2 separate regions of the Homo sapiens genome follow, and region 2 is linked to region 1. Evidence: chromatin loops called from intact Hi-C (ENCODE). Cell type or tissue: HepG2. All regions are shown on one strand. Each heading gives the region's core, and the rest is flanking DNA. Links, peaks and the distances in the headings are about the cores only.

What was found. Peaks named below come from ENCODE experiments on the same cell type or tissue, not always from the same donor. Only the 100,000 strongest peaks of a DNase experiment are listed, where the experiment ranks them.
Region 2: a loop joins it to region 1, with 7 times the contacts of the local background. A loop is called at or near these places in 3 of 110 quality-filtered maps.

What each region holds. Positions count from the first base shown.
Region 1 is chr18:13,818,345-13,827,441 of GRCh38, reverse strand. It overlaps MC5R (melanocortin 5 receptor), which reads right to left and starts at 3,293. Exons shown (of 2, transcript NM_005913.3): 1 at 3,168-3,293; 2 at 119-1,715. The coding sequence starts at 1,676. The coding sequence ends at 699. RefSeq lists silencers at 3,089-3,178, 3,189-3,478, 3,444-3,624. In HepG2, for the core only: a CTCF peak has its summit at 3,374 (motif pointing left); no DNase peak of the experiment used is centred there; H3K4me3 peaks cover 409 bases; H3K27me3 peaks cover 4,278 bases.
Region 2 is chr18:13,978,500-13,987,596 of GRCh38, reverse strand. No RefSeq gene overlaps it. Among named protein-coding and RNA genes, the nearest start is that of MC2R, 68 kb to the right of the region's middle. In HepG2, for the core only: a CTCF peak has its summit at 5,264; no DNase peak of the experiment used is centred there.

The DNA.
Region 1 (9,097 bases), core at 341-8,340:
AGCCCAAATAAGACAGTAAGAAAGAGTCACAGAGTCTTCCACAGCACATGAGGCAGGGTTTCTAGCATAAGGTTTTATGTCTGGGTAAGCGCAACACCATGATTGACAGAAGTACAATTATTCAGACAATTATGAACAAAAGCCATGAATCAAAAGTTCAGGCAAGGGGAGCAAAGAAGACATTTCAGAACAAATGAACAGATTGCTTCTGATGGAAAGAATCTGGCCACTCTTTTCTTCCCTGAAAAGCATGCATAGCTCAGAGTGCAGCCAGCAGAGTGTGGACCTGCTTCTGGGGAGAAGAAGCAATCCCACCTGGCGTCGATATCACGGTTTTCTTCGCGTCACAATACGTGTTTCATCATGTCTGGCTTGCACTGAGGGTGCTGTGCATTCCCCGAGCACATGCCTGCTAGGTGGAGGGTGGATGGGGCCCCCAGAAATGGGTGGGAGCAGTAGAAACCATAGGACACAAAAGGACAGTAAGAAATTGTCATGACTGTCCCCAGAGTGGATAAGCAACCCTTGCATGTTGGACATAATCACCAGGAACTGAACAGAGAGAGCCTCTTAGGCCCATGTCTGAGCTGGTAAAGAGAAAAATGGGATGCTAGCACTCCCGCCTACCCCTTGGCTGTCGCTTTGTCATAGGTGAGCAAACAAAGGAGAACAGAGCCACAGAGAGGAGCACTTTGTGCTTAATCCCTTCTGGGAAAGCTGCAGGCGATCCTGAAACCACGGCAGCAAATAATCTCCTTAAAGGTCTTCCGCATCTCTTGGCTGCGGAAGGCATATATGAGAGGGTCCATCACGGAATTACACATGATGAGTATGAGGTACATATTGAAGTGAGACATGAAGCGAGAGCAGTAGAGGTTCTGAGGGCAAGAAAGCATTAAAGTGAGATGAAGGAAGAACGGGGCCCAGCACACGGTAAACACGCCCAGCAGCATGGTGACGGTGACCGCGCCCTGCATGCTGGTCCTCTGCCGCGCAGAGCTGGCCCCGGGCAGAGCCGCGATCCGCTTGACGTGAGTCCGCGCCAGGAGGAACATGTGTATGTACAGAGACACCAGGAGGAACAGCATAGCGAAGAACATGGAGATGAGGCACAGGATGACGTAGGTGGATTCTGAGTACAGGATGAAGACAATGCCGCAGCCCGTGCAGAAAGCCCAGATGCCGGCGATGATGGCCCCTGAGCGCCTCGCCGTCATGATGTGGTGGTAGCGCAGGGCGTAGAAGATGGTGACGTACCTATCCACTGCAATGGCCAGTAAGCTGCACATGGATGCCACCACGGAAATGCAGATCATGGAGTCAAACACATTGTCAATGTGGCGCACAAAGGCGTCTGCTATCACTAGGTGCTTGTTGTTGAGTAGGTAGATGGTGATGGTCTCCCAGGCACTGGACATGCTCACCAGCATGTCCGCCACTGCCAGGCTGCACACGAAGAAGTACATGGGGGAGTGCAGGTTTTTGTTCTTCACTATGGCCCCTATGACCAAGATGTTCTCCAAGAGGCTGATGACACCCAGAGTGAGAAACACCTCCACAGCAATGCCCATGTCTTCACATGGTGAAGACTTGTTTTTGACATTGGGTCCTGAAAGGTTGCCCTCTGTGGCATTCAGGTTGAGATCCAAGAAATGCAGGTGAAATGAGGAATTCATTGCTGGAGAAATACACCTCTTGTCTTGGCAGCAAATTTACTGTAAAACATGTTTTAAATTCACAATCCAAAGAGGTTAGCAGCCTACCAAAGAAAGACAGCAGCTAGCCTAGAACCAACACAGCCTAAGAAAGGGGATGAATGACACAGTGCATCAGAGGACTGGGCTCGGCTCACTCAGTCCTTTTTTTTTTTTTTTTTTAAGAGACAGGGTCTCCCTATGTTGCCCAGTCTGGTCTCAAACTCCTGGCCACAAGCGATCTTCTCTCTCAGCCTCCCAAAGTGCTGGTACTACAGGGGTGAGCCACGTGCCCGGCAGCTGGCTTGCACATTCTGACCTGCGTTCCTGAGACCTGGAAGAGTGCCCCTGGACACGCAGATTAGAATCTTCACCAGCCTCTTCTGCTCTCCTTGCTTTCAGCTCCCAGCCTTTCACATGCATCTTACTAGAGAGACACTCACCTCCAAGTGCCCAGGACAGTTTCACTTTTTATGGCTTCTCTCCTGGGCTCAAGTTCACTATCATAAGTGTCCCCAACTCATAACCTACAAAATCCCAGCCAGTCTCCCAATGTTCACATTCCTAAGGCTACTGCACGACATTCTCCTCAAGGGAGCTCCGATTTAAGACTGCCCAGACCCGTATTCCCTTAAGACAGACAGACAGGTGCATCCCTAACACTTGTCCTGACACTTCTTAGACCCATCAGGATTCAGCCTCCACAGCTGTAAGTAAGGCTATAACCAGAATGGTCTGTTACCCTGAGCAAAGTCACATGTTAAAAGCTACTGTCTTAAGTTTGTAAGTGTAGGCTGCACATACGTGTTAAAATTGAGGAAAACAGTGCTGCTTTTCCCTCAATACCTATTTTTCCCTCGCTTCTGCATTATGTGGAATTCCATGAGGTCTGCTTGATAGTTTATTAGGTCCGCGTGAGCACAGTATTTAAAAAAAAAAACAGCAATTTAAATGTACCACACTCCTTTGTTGCAAAATTTCTCTCTTATGATTCATTTTCAAAAATCCCTTTGCCCTCCAAACTCAGATCACATCTGGAGAGAATTTCTGTCATCACTGTCATCATTAATATTTGTAATCACTTTGGGAGGGAGGGAGGGGGTGAGGGACAACAAATTACTTAATAGGTACAATGTACACTATAGGGGTGATGGCTACACTAAAAGCCCAGTCTCCACCACTATGCAATACATCCATATAACAAAACAGCACCTGTACCCCCTAAATCTATAAAAATAAAAAAGGAAAAAATTGGTAATCTAAGCATTTATTGAACTACAATCATTTGTTACAGCTGAGTTCCAGCTCAGATATATCGGTAAATTATGCAATTATACTAAACATCATATCGAGCTGTGTTAAAAACTCACGGGGCAAGCTAGCTGCCGCCCCGCTCACTTCCACATGCAGCGGAAGCGCGATTTTGCATTTATTCTCAGGATCTCAAGGAGATAGAAAGTTGTGGCTATTTACCGGTGCTCCTCCTCGCGGGCCGCGGCGCTCAGCCCGGGCCCCCGGCGTCCCCGGGATCCGACGGCCGTGCGGCGCTCAGAGCCAGCCCCGGACGGGCCTCTCCCCCAGCTAGGCGGCTGCGGCTCTGCGGGGCTTTAAGCCTCCTGCCTGCCCGCGCCGGGCCCGCCTCCGCACCGCCGGCTGTCGCTCCGGGCGGCCTCCGCTGCCACCTAGTGGCCCAGCACGGCACAGCGGCCAGAGAACCGCGTCAGCCCCGAGCGAAAATCCCCCCGAACACACTCTTGAATGGTTGGATGGTTGCTTGGTTGGTTGGTTGGTCGGTCGGGTCGGTGGGTCGGTCGGTCGGTCGGTCGGTCGGTTGAATGGTTGGTTGGGTGAGTGGTTGCTTGGTTGGGTAGTTGGTTGGTTGAGTGGGTGGGTGGGTGGTTGCTTGTTTGGTGATTGGTTGGTTGGGTGAGCAGGTGGTTGCTTGCTTGGTTGGTTGGGTGGTTACGGGTTAGTTAGTTGGGTAGGTGGGTGGTTGCCTGATTGGTTGATTGGTTGATTGGTTAGGTGAGTGGATGGTTACTTGGTTGCTTGGCTGGTTGGGTGGGGGGTTCGTTGATTGGGTAGGTGGGTGGTTCCTTGGTTGGTTGATTGGTTGGTTGGGTAGGTGGGTGGTTGCTTGGTTGGTTGATTGGTTGGTTGGGTAGGTGGGTGGTTGCTTGGTTGAGTGAGTAGATGGTTACTTGGTTGCTTGCTCGCTTGCTCGCTTGCTTGGGTGGGTGGGGGGTAGTTGGTTGGGTAGGTGGGTGGTTGCTTGGTTCGTTGATTGGTTGCTTGGGTGGGTGGGTGGTTGGTTGGGTGAGTGGATGGTTGCTTGGTTGGTTGATTGGGTAAGTGGGGGTTGGTTGGGTAGGTGGGTGGTTGCTTGGTTGGTTGGTTGGGTCAGTGGGTGGGTGGGTGGTGGGTGGTTGCTTGGTTGGTTGGTTGGGTCAGTGGGTGGGTGGGTGGGTCGTTGGGTGGGTGGTTGCTTGGTTGGTTGGTTGGGTCAGTGGGTGGGTGGATGGGTGGTTGGGAGGGTGGTTGGTTGGTTGGTTGGTTGGCTGGGTCAGTGGGTGGATGGATGGGTGGTTGGGTGAGTGGTTGCTAGGTTGGTTGGGTCAGTGGGTGGGTGGATGGGTGGTTGGGTGGGTGGTTGCTTGGTTTGGTTGGTTGGGTCAGTGGGTTGGGTGGATGGGTGGTTGTGTGGGTGGTTGGTTGGTTGGTTGGTTGGGTCGGTGGGTGGATGGATAGGTGGTTGGGTGGGGGAGTGGTTGGTTGGGTCAGTGGGTGGGTGGATGGGTGGTTGGGTGGGTAGCTGCTTGGTTGTTTTTCTGGCTGGTTGCACTTTTTGTTTCTTTTCTCTTCCTCTTGAGCACTGATTAAAATGCTCCCGAGCTCAAAGAGGGCTTGTCACCCCGTTTCTCCTGGACAGTGGTCTCTGGGATGTCCTGATGATTGTTCTTTGGGAAGGAGGCCCAGTGCCTGGGAGCCCTCATCTGTGGCCCTACCACGCCCCTCTTTGCCCAAGGCTCTCACCCCTCCTCCAGGACTACACATGCCATGCCAGGCTTTATCAACCACACAGGCTTTCCTTACTCCAGCAAAAAAGAACAAAGGATGTCCTCTCACCAAATATCCTGGCCTTTCGCAATAGTTTCTGGACCCCACTCCTTCTCTGACACCTAAAACTGACCTTCAACCCCCAAAAGAATCATTATACTCACAATAAGCAGAAGTGCCACTGCCCTGCAAGCCAGGGCAGGATGCACGGGGCCATATCACTACCAGAGCTTTCCTTGGGCTTTGCAGATGATCACAACCTTCCAGTATTTCAAGTGTGGGGACCACAGTCTGGCTGGCCTCACGCCACTGGAGTCCCAAGCCGTGCTGGGAGCCACAGGGTGGAATTCTAGAAGGAGGTTCTGAATGTTGAGAATACATATTGGGAATGTGGTGTGAGGGAGGGAACCCATTTCCGTGTGTTGAAAACATCAGCAGGGTCAAGCACTCCCACATATAGTCCTCACATCCAAGATCAGATCAGAGAGGGCTCTGCAAAAGGTCCTGGTGTCCCAGGAAAGTGCTCAAAATGGAGGGCTCTGTGCAAGATGAGCAGCTGGACCACAGCAGGCGGCCTCCCACAGTGGTGAGGGCGGCTGGCCCAGGGGCCCTATGTGCAGGGGTGACCCTGAGTGCTGCACAGGAATTACCTTCCTCAACCTTTACGAAACCCTAGAAGTGGGTTTCTCCTCTCGCAATGGAAGGAGCCGGTGCTGGGAGAGGTGACTTAGCAAGCTCCAGCTTCCAGCGCTAGAGAGCTGAGCCCCGACTGACTCAGAGCCCAAGCACTTTCCCCGGCAGGACGCAGCCTCCCTGAGAGCCCTGGTGCCACCGGGCATTATTCTTTTAAAATGCTGCTGGATTTGATGTGCAGTGTTCCTGTCTTCATACTGTCTTTATCAGATTTTGGTATATAAGTTACCCTAACTTTGTTTAATAAACTGGGGAAATATTTTGATTATTTTTATATTCTGAAACACCTTAGGTGATGTAGGAATTCTCGGTTTCTTGCAGGAAAATAATTGAATTAAGGTTAATAGAGTTAAGAGAATAGAGACTAAGCTCTTCAACTGTTCCTGTCATTGGAAACTTTCTCCCAAACAGCAGCCTAATGACAATGCTGAACACACACGATGACATGAGCCACCCAGGAAGGAATGTTCCTTTCCCTGTCAAAGACCAGCATAACATGCAACAACCCAGGTGTTTTATTTCTTGAACAATGACAACAGAGAGGATTCTCAATTCGAGTGCACAGAGACAACCCGTGGAGTCATATCTGTGAAGGCTTGCAAGGGTCAAATCTAGCTGGACACTGGATGTCTCGGCCTGGGTTCTCTGAGTCACAGGCTCTGAAGAGTTCACCATGCAGGATGCTGTGGGGAAGCCTCCTGGGGGCAGGCCTGCGGAGGGAGGGATGGGAGGGGAGGGAGAGAAGAGAGCTGCCAGGCAGCTCCAACAACCTCAGCCCTCACGCCCCACCCAGCTCAGTCACCAGAAGCAAGCTGCTTCCGGGAAGGTGTGAGGCCAAACCGGAGGGGCTGACAGCTGGGGGAGGCAGCAGACCACCCCTACAGTTGGGCAGCAGGTCCTCCCCTGAGGTGTCTGGCACAGCTCTGTGTCTGTCGCTCTCATGGCGCCAGAAAACTCTTATCAAATGTCATCTCTGTGCTCAACACCACCAAGGGGCTGGACGAAGGCACTAAAAGACCTGCTGCAAGGCAAAGCTCACCCAAGTGAGTGCTGAGAAAGCAAGATAATCACAAGTGCTGGGTTATGACAATTTTTAAACTCCAAGGATTACAAAATACTTTCATATATTAACTTACGTAGTCCTTAAAGCAACCCTGGAAGGTATTAACATTATTACCATATTCATAGACACAGACTCTGAGGCTCATGGAGTTTCTGACACTATTTGGCTGGTCAGTGGTGCCACCAGCTGTTGATCCAAATCTTCTCAATCCCAAGCCCACATTTATGTAGATGCACTTGCCCATGTCACACATGAACATTGGGCAATGCGATCCTAGATATGCACGAGTTTCCCACCTTACTTAGAGAAAAGGAAAGGAACATTTGCTGGGAGCCTGCAGTGTCCAATACTGTGGTCTGCATGTCCGTATTCTCAGTGAATTCTCCCAGCAGCCCTATAAAGTCGACATTCTTCCCAGCATCTTACAGATGGGGAAGCTGAAGCTCTGAGTAGTCATGTGACTTCTCAGTTGGTGATGAAAGCAGGATCAGGATCTGAATCCAGACTTCCAGGTGGTATCTGTGCTTAATCACAGTCTAAGGACTCAAGTCCTGTGCCTCAGTCCCATTGCCACAGAGGAGGAAACTCAGGTGCCCTGGGATCCCAAAGGCAGGCAGAGAGGAACAGGGAGAGAGCATGAAGCGAAGGGAAGAGAGTTGGACATGCAGAGAGGCCCGTGATGGGTACAGAATGGGCCAAAGCAGGAGATGGAAGCTGAGGGCTGAAGGGTGAAATGCGGTCACCAGGTGGGAGGAGGCTGGGGAACATCCAGCTAGGGCGCTAAGGCGGGAGGGGTGGGTTTCTTTGAGGGAGAGAGAGAGTGCCAGTGACTGGAGAAAGAGCTTGTGAGGGCACCCAAGGCTTTGCAGGTTCTACGAAGGTACTGAGGCTAAGGCAAGGGGAAGCCTTGCCAGGGCTTAAGCAGCAGCACAACACTTTTAGATTTGTAGCGTTACAGCAGCCCAGCCACGGCGAGGAGATGGCACTGGAGGAGTTCAGGTGGGAAGAAGGTTGTGCATCAGTGGCAGAACCTCACGAGATGAACAGGCCCCTGGGCTGAATCCCTTTCTCCACCCCCTGCCTGGGGATGCTGCCAATTCATGCTCAGGCCCAGCTCTTGGCAGCTGCAGCAAAATTACCAAGTAATCCTGACTCTGAGGTGTCAAGGCCGAAAACAAAAACCGGCCCTGAACAAGCAGGCTACACACAGTGTTGGCACAGTGGGACCCTTCCACACCAACCCTCAATATTCCCTCTCAAGCCAGAAAACGAGGACTTGGGGTTTGGTGTGGGATTTGGGGGAATTTTCAAATTTCTATTTTGGTTTTTCATTTCTATTTAATGTTTGTTTTATTTTGACTGCTAGAAAGACGTAATCTCTGCAATGCCATGTAGGTCAAGATTCTGAAAGTCCCTGGGGAAGGTTATGTTTGAAACTGTACACACCTCTCATCTTTGAACAGGACCCAGTAAGCATCCTTTGCATTTAGTTTAAAGCTAAGGATGTTAGGGGCCGGGCACGGTGGCTCACGCCTGTAATCCCAGCACTTTGGGAGGCCGAGACGGGCAGATCACGAGGTCAGGAGATCGAGACCATCCTGGCTAACATGGTGAAACCCCGTCTCTACTAAAAATACAAAAATTAGCCGGGCATGGTGGCGGGCGCCTGTAGTCCCAGCTACGCGGGAGGCTGAGGCAGGATAATGGCGTGAACCCGGGAGGCGGAGCTTGCAGTGAGCCGAGATCATGCCACTGCACTCCAGCCTGGGCGACAGAGCGAGACTCCGTCTCAAAAAAAAAAAAAAAAAAAAAAAAGAGAAAAAGCTAAGGATGTTAGACTGAAGACCGAATAGACAGTCCTTTCCTTCCAGAAGCACATAGCTCCTGATAAGCAACGGAACTCACTGTGCTCCTGCTGAAGGGTGTGGAATCGTTCACTGGGGAGATACTCAGAGATGCCTTAGTCCAGCACCCAGGTAATCACTGGGAAGTTAGCCACAAGATCTGGAGAGGAAGTCTCTTTTCCGGTATTTCAATCTTGCAGTTCTTGTAGTTACTTAGCCAATTTTTGTTAAGAAGACTCTTCAATACTAATTGTTACTTCAGGCTTCTGAAAAACTTCTTGATGCTCCTTCTACCCAAAATTATTTCCATCTCTCCTCTCCTTTGCCCTCTAACCTCCCGTTCATCCTTTAGGCCCAGGCCCGTAGCTCCTGCTGGGACTCTTCTGTGGACACCCCTACACCTGCCTGAGTGGCAGCCCCCTTCACTTCCCCACCCCAGCTCCGATCTCATTGCAGGGTAATTATCTGCCTGTCTCAACTCCTGCCTCGGGGCACTGTGAATTCTGCTGGGCAGAGGACTCCCAGTGGTGGCCCCAGTGACCAACCAGCATTGGGCTGACCCCTCCCAGCCATGTGGACCCAGTGTGGCCTGCACAGTCCTTTAGCTACAAGGATTCATTTGAGGGTCAGCCCATGACCCAATCCAGGCAAACGAGATTAAACGAGATTAAAGCAGACTTCTAGGAACTTCTGAGAAGGAATGTTCTCCTTCTTCAGTGGCAGCTACCACAGAGGTGCACTGTCTC
Region 2 (9,097 bases), core at 818-8,817, 160 kb before region 1:
AGAGGGCCAGCTGGTAGAGCAGAAATGTGATTTGAAGAGTCCAGGCCCAGCATCACAAATCAGAGTACAGTAGGTTTGAAAGTGGAAAGACATAGGTTAATTGTCACCTGCATCAGCTCAATCACACACCATAAGGTGTGGCTTTTCATGGTATGGACTCCATAGCTCCTATGTCTAAGCTCTACCCACAGCCTCACAAATGCTTCAAGCCCAAGTGTGCAAATACCAATCATGTGGTCTGGCCATACAAGGACAGACCTGCAGAGGAGGCCTGAGCAAACTGTAGAAGCTAATTGGGTCACTGGGTGGAGAATTCCAAGGTTTTGGGTACAGGGAATGAGGTCTAGATATAGGCATGGCCTCCAAGGGAACATCTTTTGTTCCCACAGACTTTTGACCCCATAAAGGAACAACTGGAAAAGGTGATCTTAGCAAGAGCAAGGGAAGAAAAGATAGATAATAGTGATGTTAATTCAAATAGCGATAAGGGGAGGAGAAATAGATTGGGGAACACTGATGAATTCTGTTTGGAACAGTTGAAAGGCAGCCTAGTGTACTATTTGAGAACACCAACTCTGCAGCCTGGGTACATAGCCAGCTTCTCCATTTGTTAGCTATGCATTTTTTTTAACTTTTATTTTAGGCTCAGGGGTAAATGTGCAGGGTTTTTATATTGGTCAATTGCATGTCACGGGAGTTGGTGTACAGATTATTTCACCATTCAGGTAATAAGCATAGTACCCAACAGGTATTTTTTTATCCTCTCTCTCCTCCCACCTTCAACCATTAAGTAGGCTCCAAAGTCTGTTGTTCCCTTCTTTGTGTCCACATGTACTCAATGTTTAGCTCACACTTGTAAATGAGAACATACTGTATTTGATTTTCTGTTCCTGTGTTAGGTCGCTTAGGATAATTGCCTTCGGCTCCATCCATGTTGCTGCAAAGGACATCACCTCGTTCTTTCTTATGGCTGCATAGCATTAAATGGTATATATGTAATACTATGCAGCCATAGTAAAGAAGTAGGTACAACATTTTCTTTACCCGGTCTATCATTGATGGGCATGTAGGTTGATTCCATGTCTTTGCTATTGTGAATAGTGCTACATTGAACATACACATGTATGTGTCTTTATGATAGAAAAATTTATATTCCTTTGGGTACATACCCAAAAATGGGATTGCTGGGTTGAATGGTAATTCTGCTTCAAGTTATTTAAGAAATCACCAAACTGCTTTCCACAATGGTTGAACTAATGTACATTCCCACCAGCAGTGTATATGCCTTCCTTTTTCTCTGCAACCTTGCCAGCATCTGTTATTTTTTGACTTTTTAGTAATAGCCATTCTGACTAATGCGAGATGGTATCTCACTGTGGTTTTGATTTGCATTTCTCTGATGATTAGTGATCTTGAGCATTTTTTTCATATGCGTGTTGACCATGTGTGTCTTCTTTTGAAAAGTGTCTGTTCATGTTGTTTGCCCACTTTTTAATGGGGTTATTTGTCTTTCATTTGTTGATTTGTTTAAGTCCCTTATAGATTCTGGATGTTAGGCCTTTATTGGATGAATAGCTTGCAAATATTTTCTCCCATTCGGTAGATTGTCTGTTTACCCTGTTGATAGTTTCTTTTGCTGTGCAAAAGCTCTTTTGTTTAATTAGGTCCCATTTCACAATTTTTGCTTTTGTTGCAATTGCATTTGGTGTTTTTGTCATGAAATCTTGGCCAGATCCTATGACCAGAATGGTATTGCCAGGTGTCTTCCAGGGTCTTTATAGTTTTGGGTTTTACGTGTTTACCTCTTTAATCTATCTTGAGTTGATTTTTGTATATGGTGTAAGGAAGGAGTCCAATTTCAGTCTTCTGCATGTGGCCAACCAGTTGTCCCAGCACCATTTATTGAATAGAGAGTCCTTTCTCCATTGCTTGTTTTTGTCAACTTTGTCAAAGATTAGATGATTTCAGGTGTGTGGCATTATTTCTGGGCTCTCTGTTCCATTCCATTGGTCTATGTGTCTGTTTTTGTACCAGTACCATGGTGTTTTGGTTACTGTAGCCCTGTAGTGTAGTTTTAAGACAGGTAGCATGATGCCTCCTGCTTTGTTCTTTTTGCTTAGGATTGTCTTGGTTACTTAGGCTCTTTTTTGGTTCCACATAAATTTTAGATGGTTTTGTGCTGATTCTGTGAAAAATGTTATTGGTAGCTTGATATGAATAGTATTGCATCTGTAAATTGCATTTAGCAGTATGGCCATTTTAATGATATTGATTCGTCCTATCCATGAATGTGGAATGCTTTTCCATTTGTTTGTGTCACCTCTGATTTCTCTCAGCAGTGTTTTTTAATTCTTGTTGAAGAAATCTTCCGCTTTCCAGGTTAGCAGTATTCCTAGGTATTGTATTCTTTTTGTGGCTATTGTGAATGAGATTGCATTCTTGGTTTGGCTCTCAGCTTGGATGTTGTTGGTGTATAGGAGTGCTACTGATTTTTGTATATTCAGTTTGTATTCTAAAACTTTGCTGAAGTTTTTATCAGATCAAGGAGTTTTGAGCACAGACTATGGGGTTTTCTATGTATAGAATCATACCGTCTGCAAACAGATTATATGATTGACTTCCTCTCTTCCTATTTGGATACCATTTATTTTTTTTCTTGAGCCATGTATTTTAAGGAAAATTATTTAACCTCTCTATGCTTCAGTTTCCTCATCCATAAAATAAAGATAGTAACAGAATCTACATCATAGGGTCATTATGGAGATTAAATAAGTTATAACATATAAAGTCATAGGACAATGCAATTATTCATAGTCTTTGAGGTGTCTGTAGAATATCCAGTAGGCAATAAGATGTGTGAGTCTAAATTTAAAGGAGAGGTCTGAGCTGGAGATGCAGACTTGAGAAATACATTGTTGATACCATGAGAGAGGAAGAGAGAACTCCCAAGAAGTCTTAGGAAGAAGACAAAAATGCCACTGATAGAGCTCTTAAAGGCTAAAATATCCAGGGTACCAGAGAAAGGGAAGTATATGAAGGGGGCAGCAAAATACCTGCTCCCACAACGCACACACTAACACACCTATCTCACATAGGGTGACATAGATGGACTGCACAGCCTCATCCTCCTGCTCAGACTCACAATAACCCATCAGAGAAAGACTTCTTAGGATCACACTTGCAAAATTCAATGCAAAGGTGCAATCTTCAGGCAGTGCCTCTGTAACACAACAGCCCATGAAACTGAAGTGGCAGCACAAATGGGACTGACTTGTCTATACTTGCCACTTCCACTTGCTCCCCAACCACATACTCTTCAAGCTCTCACAGTCTAGCTTCCACCCTCTGCACTCCCTTCAACCCCACTGGGCAAGTCACCAAGATCTTCTTGACACATAAAGCAGACATCTTGTCACAGTTGATGCTGTTGACTTCTCTCTGAAGTTCCAGTTCTTGGAACACTTGCTGCTCTGTGTCTTCTAAATTTGAGACACAACTCTTCTGATTCCCTTCCAAAGCCCATCTTAGCATCTGCACAGGCTCTATTTCCTTGGTATTTCAGCCAAGTTTCTCTTCCGTCAACACCAGTGATGTTATTAATGAGCACAATGGGTGTTAGAATGGTCTTTTGTTGTTGATATTAGTAATGCCCAAGACATGTGAATTGGATAGAAATATGGCACAGGCACCCACTGCCCCCTTATATGAACAGAGTATAACATTTAGTGATTTTTAATATCCTGTATACTTTGGAATCATGTCCTGGGCTCAGATTACATAGGTTCTGAGTCCCAGTCACTTGCCTGAGGAAGCTATTAACTAATTCTATCTAGAGTGTTAGCTGAAGCATGCCACTGAAATCCTGTAGCGTCAGCCTTAAATAAACCATCAGGGTTCAGCTGAGGACAGAGCTGAGATTTTATCAAACATACAGAACAGGTTGTGACGAGTTTTATGTCTGCTTGCTTGTGGGTCTACATATACCAGAATTTGCTCTGAAATTTACCTTCATTGTAACATAATGCCTGAGTGTGAGGTTAAAGGTATGTATACTAGACAAGCTAGGCTTGCCATATAATTTTCATCCAGACCAGGATGCTTTGGAGGGTGAAAGAAGTTTACTCCTGGTAAACTAGAGTCACATATTTCTAATACAAGACTGTGCCCATACATCAAAATAAATCATCAAAGGATTAACACTGGAAACACCTTCATGAAGATGGTACTTTTAAGGGAAAGTAAAACAGTCAGAAAACCACAAAATCATTAATGTAGTCCCTCAAAAAAAAAACAAACAAACAAACCCAAAATGCCATGTCAGACTAATACCTTTCTCATCACCACCCAAATCTCTGCTCTCACTCCCACTTCCCATGAGCTAAGTGGTGGGGAAACAGTGCCTATAGAATTCAAGGAATGCAGTGTCATGTGTGGGACAGCACAGCCACAAGGGACAATGGTGACATTGACCTGGAGAAAGTGTTGATCAATTCTGAGTGCCAAGGACCCGCATTGAGCCTCAGAAAGGCCACAGTTCTTGATGAATCAGAACAGAAAATAATCCATACTTTTCTTTAAACTCTTCATGTGGAGATAACAAAATGAGTACAGCTTCAATGATATCTAGAACTGGTCATCCAAAGAGCTCTCTGTTGCGCTTCTATCAATTTGACATTGATTCTTTACTATCACGGATCGACTATTAGTCAAGAAGATCAGATTTTATTTCTCCAATTATCTTTTGTTGTAATGGAGGACAAACTAACATGTCGTCTGCTTTTGCTTTTTTGCATTCCCCACAGTGCCTAAAATATAATAAGTACTCAAGAATATTTTTAAATTAACCAATTAATTGATAGATAATTCTCAGTCAGGAAGCATAAGGACTTTTGCCAGCCTCAAGCTATCCTGGCGTCAGAGGAAAAGTCCTCATGTGAGGAGGTCCTAACAGCTACTCCATGGTACACACCAGCCACTTGAGGATCTGTCAATTAAAGGGGAGAAGGTACTTTTCCTTTAACACTTCAGCCAAAGAGTTCACACAGCTCTTCCCTTGATTTTCATAGCATGGCAAGATAAGCTTGAGGCTTGGAAAAAGACTATCAAGACCCAAAAAGCCAATGGCAAACGGACAGTTGAAATCATTGGCAATTAAATACTTGGGTCGCCTTCTCGCAACTTCCTCTTTGAGGCTCTGACTGTGATGCTCACAGCGTTTCTCCAGTTTGGCTGCAGCCTGGCTGAAGCTGTTTGTAATTCCCACCACCAGAGGGTCTCAGGCTTGGCAAGGCTCCTAGAAGTTCAGAGCAGAGTGAGATTCAGAGATAGCAGTCCCCTCTCACATGGAAGCCTAAGGACCTGCCCCAGGTCTGTTGCTGAGCAGATCTTCCCCATTTAGAGGACTCCCCATCTCCTCCCTTCCAATAAGGCCACAGGCCTGCACTGTGCCTTCAACAGGACAATGAAATGTGGATACAACCTAATGTGCCCAAGATCTCTACAATGCCACACTGTGTGGCAGACAGTTCTCTTTATTGCCAGGAAACCTGGTTGTGCCCCCAAACTGCCAGCTTACTGTTTGATGGTGCTATTAAGAAACATAATGAGGTATGGTTATGTATAATATGATCTCACTACAGCCAACATTTCTTCCCTAAGGGAGATCATAAAAAAGGTCAAAAAAAAAAAAAAGAAAAAAGAAAGAAGGTGGAGGAGCCAAGATGGCCGAATAGGAACAGCTCCGGTCTACAGCTCCCAGCGTGAGCGACGCAGAAGACGGGTGATTTCTGCATTTCCATCTGAGGTACCGGGTTCATCTCACTAGGGAGTGCCAGACAGTGGGCGCAGGCCAGTGTGTGCGCGCACCGTGCGCGAGCCGAAGCAGGGCGAGGCATTGCCTCACCTGGGAAGCGCAAGGGGTCAGGGAGTTCCCTTTCCGAGTCAAAGAAAGGGGTGACGGACGCACCTGGAAAATCGGGTCACTCCCACCCGAATATTGCGCTTTTCAGACCGGCTTAAATAACGGCGCACCACGAGACTATATCCCACACCTGGCTCAGAGGGTCCTACGCCCACGGAATCTCGCTGATTGCTAGCACAGCAGTCTGAGATCAAACTGCAAGGCGGCAACGAGGCTGGGGGAGGGGCGCCCGCCATTGCCCAGGCTTGCTTAGGTAAACAAAGCAGCCGGGAAGCTCGGACTGGGTGGAGCCCACCACAACTCAAGGAGGCCTGCCTGCCTCTGTAGGCTCCACCTCTGGGGGCAGGGCACAGACAAACAAAAAGACAGCAGTAACCTCTGCAGACTTAAGTGTCCCTGTCTGACAGCTTTGAAGAGAGCAGTGGTTCTCCCAGCACGCAGCTGGAGATCTGAGAACGGGCAGACTGCCTCCTCAAGTGGGTCCCTGACCTCTGACCCCCGAGCAGCCTAACTGGGAGGCACCCCCCCAGCAGGGGCACACTGACACCTCACACGGCAGGGTATTCCAACAGACCTGCAGCTGAGGGTCCTGTCTGTTAGAAGGAAAACTAACAACCAGAAAGGACATCTACACCGAAAACCCATCTGTACATCACCATCATCAAAGACCAAAAGTAGATAAAACCACAAAGATGGGGAAAAAACAGAACAGAAAAACTGGAAACTCTAAAACGCAGAGCGCCTCTCCTCCTCCAAAGGAACGCAGTTCCTCACCAGCAACGGAACAAAGCTGGATGGAGAATGATTTTGACGAGCTGAGAGAAGAAGGCTTCAGACGATCAAATTACTCTGAGCTACGGGAGGACATTCAAACCAAAGGCAAAGAAGTTGAAAACTTTGAAAAAAATTTAGAAGAATGTATAACTAGAATAATCAATACAGAGAAGTGCTTAAAGGAGCTGATGGAGCTGAAAACCAAGGCTCGAGAACTACGTGAAGAATGCAGAAGCCTCAGGAGCCGATGCGATCAACTGGAAGAAAGGGTATCAGCAATGGAAGATGAAATGAATGAAATGAAGTGAGAAGGGAAGTTTAGAGAAAAAAGAATAAAAAGAAATGAGCAAAGCCTCCAAGAAATATGGGACTATGTGAAAAGACCAAATCTACGTCTAATTGGTGTACCTGAAAGTGATGCGGAGAATGGAACCAAGTTGGAAAACACTCTGCAGGATATTATCCAGGAGAACTTCCCCAATCTAGCAAGGCAGGCCAACGTTCAGATTCAGGAAATACAGAGAACGCCACAAAGATACTCCTCGAGAAGAGCAACTCCAAGACACATAATTGTCAGATTCACCAAAGTTGAAATGAAGGAAAAAATGTTAAGGGCAGCCAGAGAGAAAGGTCAGGTTACCCTCAAAGGAAAGCCCATCAGACTAACAGCGGATCTCTCGGCAGAAACCCTACAAGCCAGAAGAGAGTGGGGGCCAATATTCAACATTCTTAAAGAAAAGAATTTTCAACCCAGAATTTCATATCCAGCCAAACTAAGCTTCATAAGTGAAGGAGAAATAAAATACTTTATAGACAAGCAAATGCTGAGAGATTTTGTCACCACCAGGCCTGCCCTAAAAGAGCTCCTGAAGGAAGCGCTAAACATGGAAAGGAACAACCGGTACCAGCCGCTGCAAAATCATGCCAAAATGTAAAGACCATCGAGACTAGGAAGAAACTGCATCAACTAATGAGCAAAATCACCAGCTAACATCATAATGACAGGATCAAATTCACACATAACAATATTAACTTTAAATATAAATGGACTAAATTCTGCAATTAAAAGACACAGACTGGCAAGTTGGATAAAGAGTCAAGACCCATCAGTGTGCTGTATTCAGGAAACCCATCTCACGTGCAGAGACACACATAGGCTCAAAATAAAAGGATGGAGGAAGATCTACCAAGCCAATGGAAAACAAAAAAAGGCAGGGGTTGCAATCCTAGTCTCTGATAAAACAGACTTTAAACCAACAAAGATCAAAAGAGACAAAGAAGGCCATTACATAATGGTAAAGGGATCAATTCAACAAGAGGAGCTAACTATCCTAAATATTTATGCACCCAATACAGGAGCACCCAGATTCATAAAGCAAGTCCTGAGTGACCTACAAAGAGACTTAGACTCCCACACATTAATAATGGGAGACTTTAACACCCCACTGTCAACATTAGACAGATCAACGAGACAGAAAGTCAACAAGGATACCCAGGAATTGAACTCAGCTCTGCACCAAGCAGACCTAATAGACATCTACAGAACTCTCCACCCCAAATCAACAGAATATACATTTTTTTCAGCACCACACCACACCTATTCCAAAATTGAACACATAGTTGGAAGTAAAGCTCTCCTCAGCAAATGTAAAAGAAAAGAAATTATAACAAACTATCTCTCAGACCACAGTGCAATCAAACTAGAACTCAGGATTAAGAATCTCACTCAAAGCCACTCAACTACATGGAAACTGAACAACCTGCTCCTGAATGACTACTGGGTACATAACGAAATGAAGGCAGAAATAAAGATGTTCTTTGAAACCAACGAGAACAAAGACACCACATACCAGAATCTCTGGGATGCATTCAAAGCAGTGTGTAGAGGGAAATTTATAGCACTAAACGCCTACAAGAGAAAGCAGGAAAGATCCAAAATTGACACCCTAACATCACAATTAAAAGAACTAGAAAAGCAAGAGCAAACACATTCAAAAGCTGGCAGAAGGCAAGAAATAACTAAAATCAGAGCAGAACTGAAGGAAATAGAGACACAAAAAACCCTTCAAAAAATCAATGAATCCAGGAGCTGGTTTTTTGAAAGGATCAACAAAATTGATAGACCGCTAGCAAGACTAATAAAGAAAAAAAGAGAGAAGAATCAAATAGACACAATAAAAAATGATAAAGGGGATATCACCACCGATCCCACAGAAATACAAACTACCATCAGAGAATACTACAAACACCTCTACGCAAATAAACTACAAAATCTAGAAGAAATGGATACATTCCTCGACACATACACTCTCCCAAGACTAAACCAGGAAGAAGTTGAATCTGTGAATAAACCAATAACAGGCTCTGAAATTGTGGCAATAATCAATAGTTTACCAACCAAAA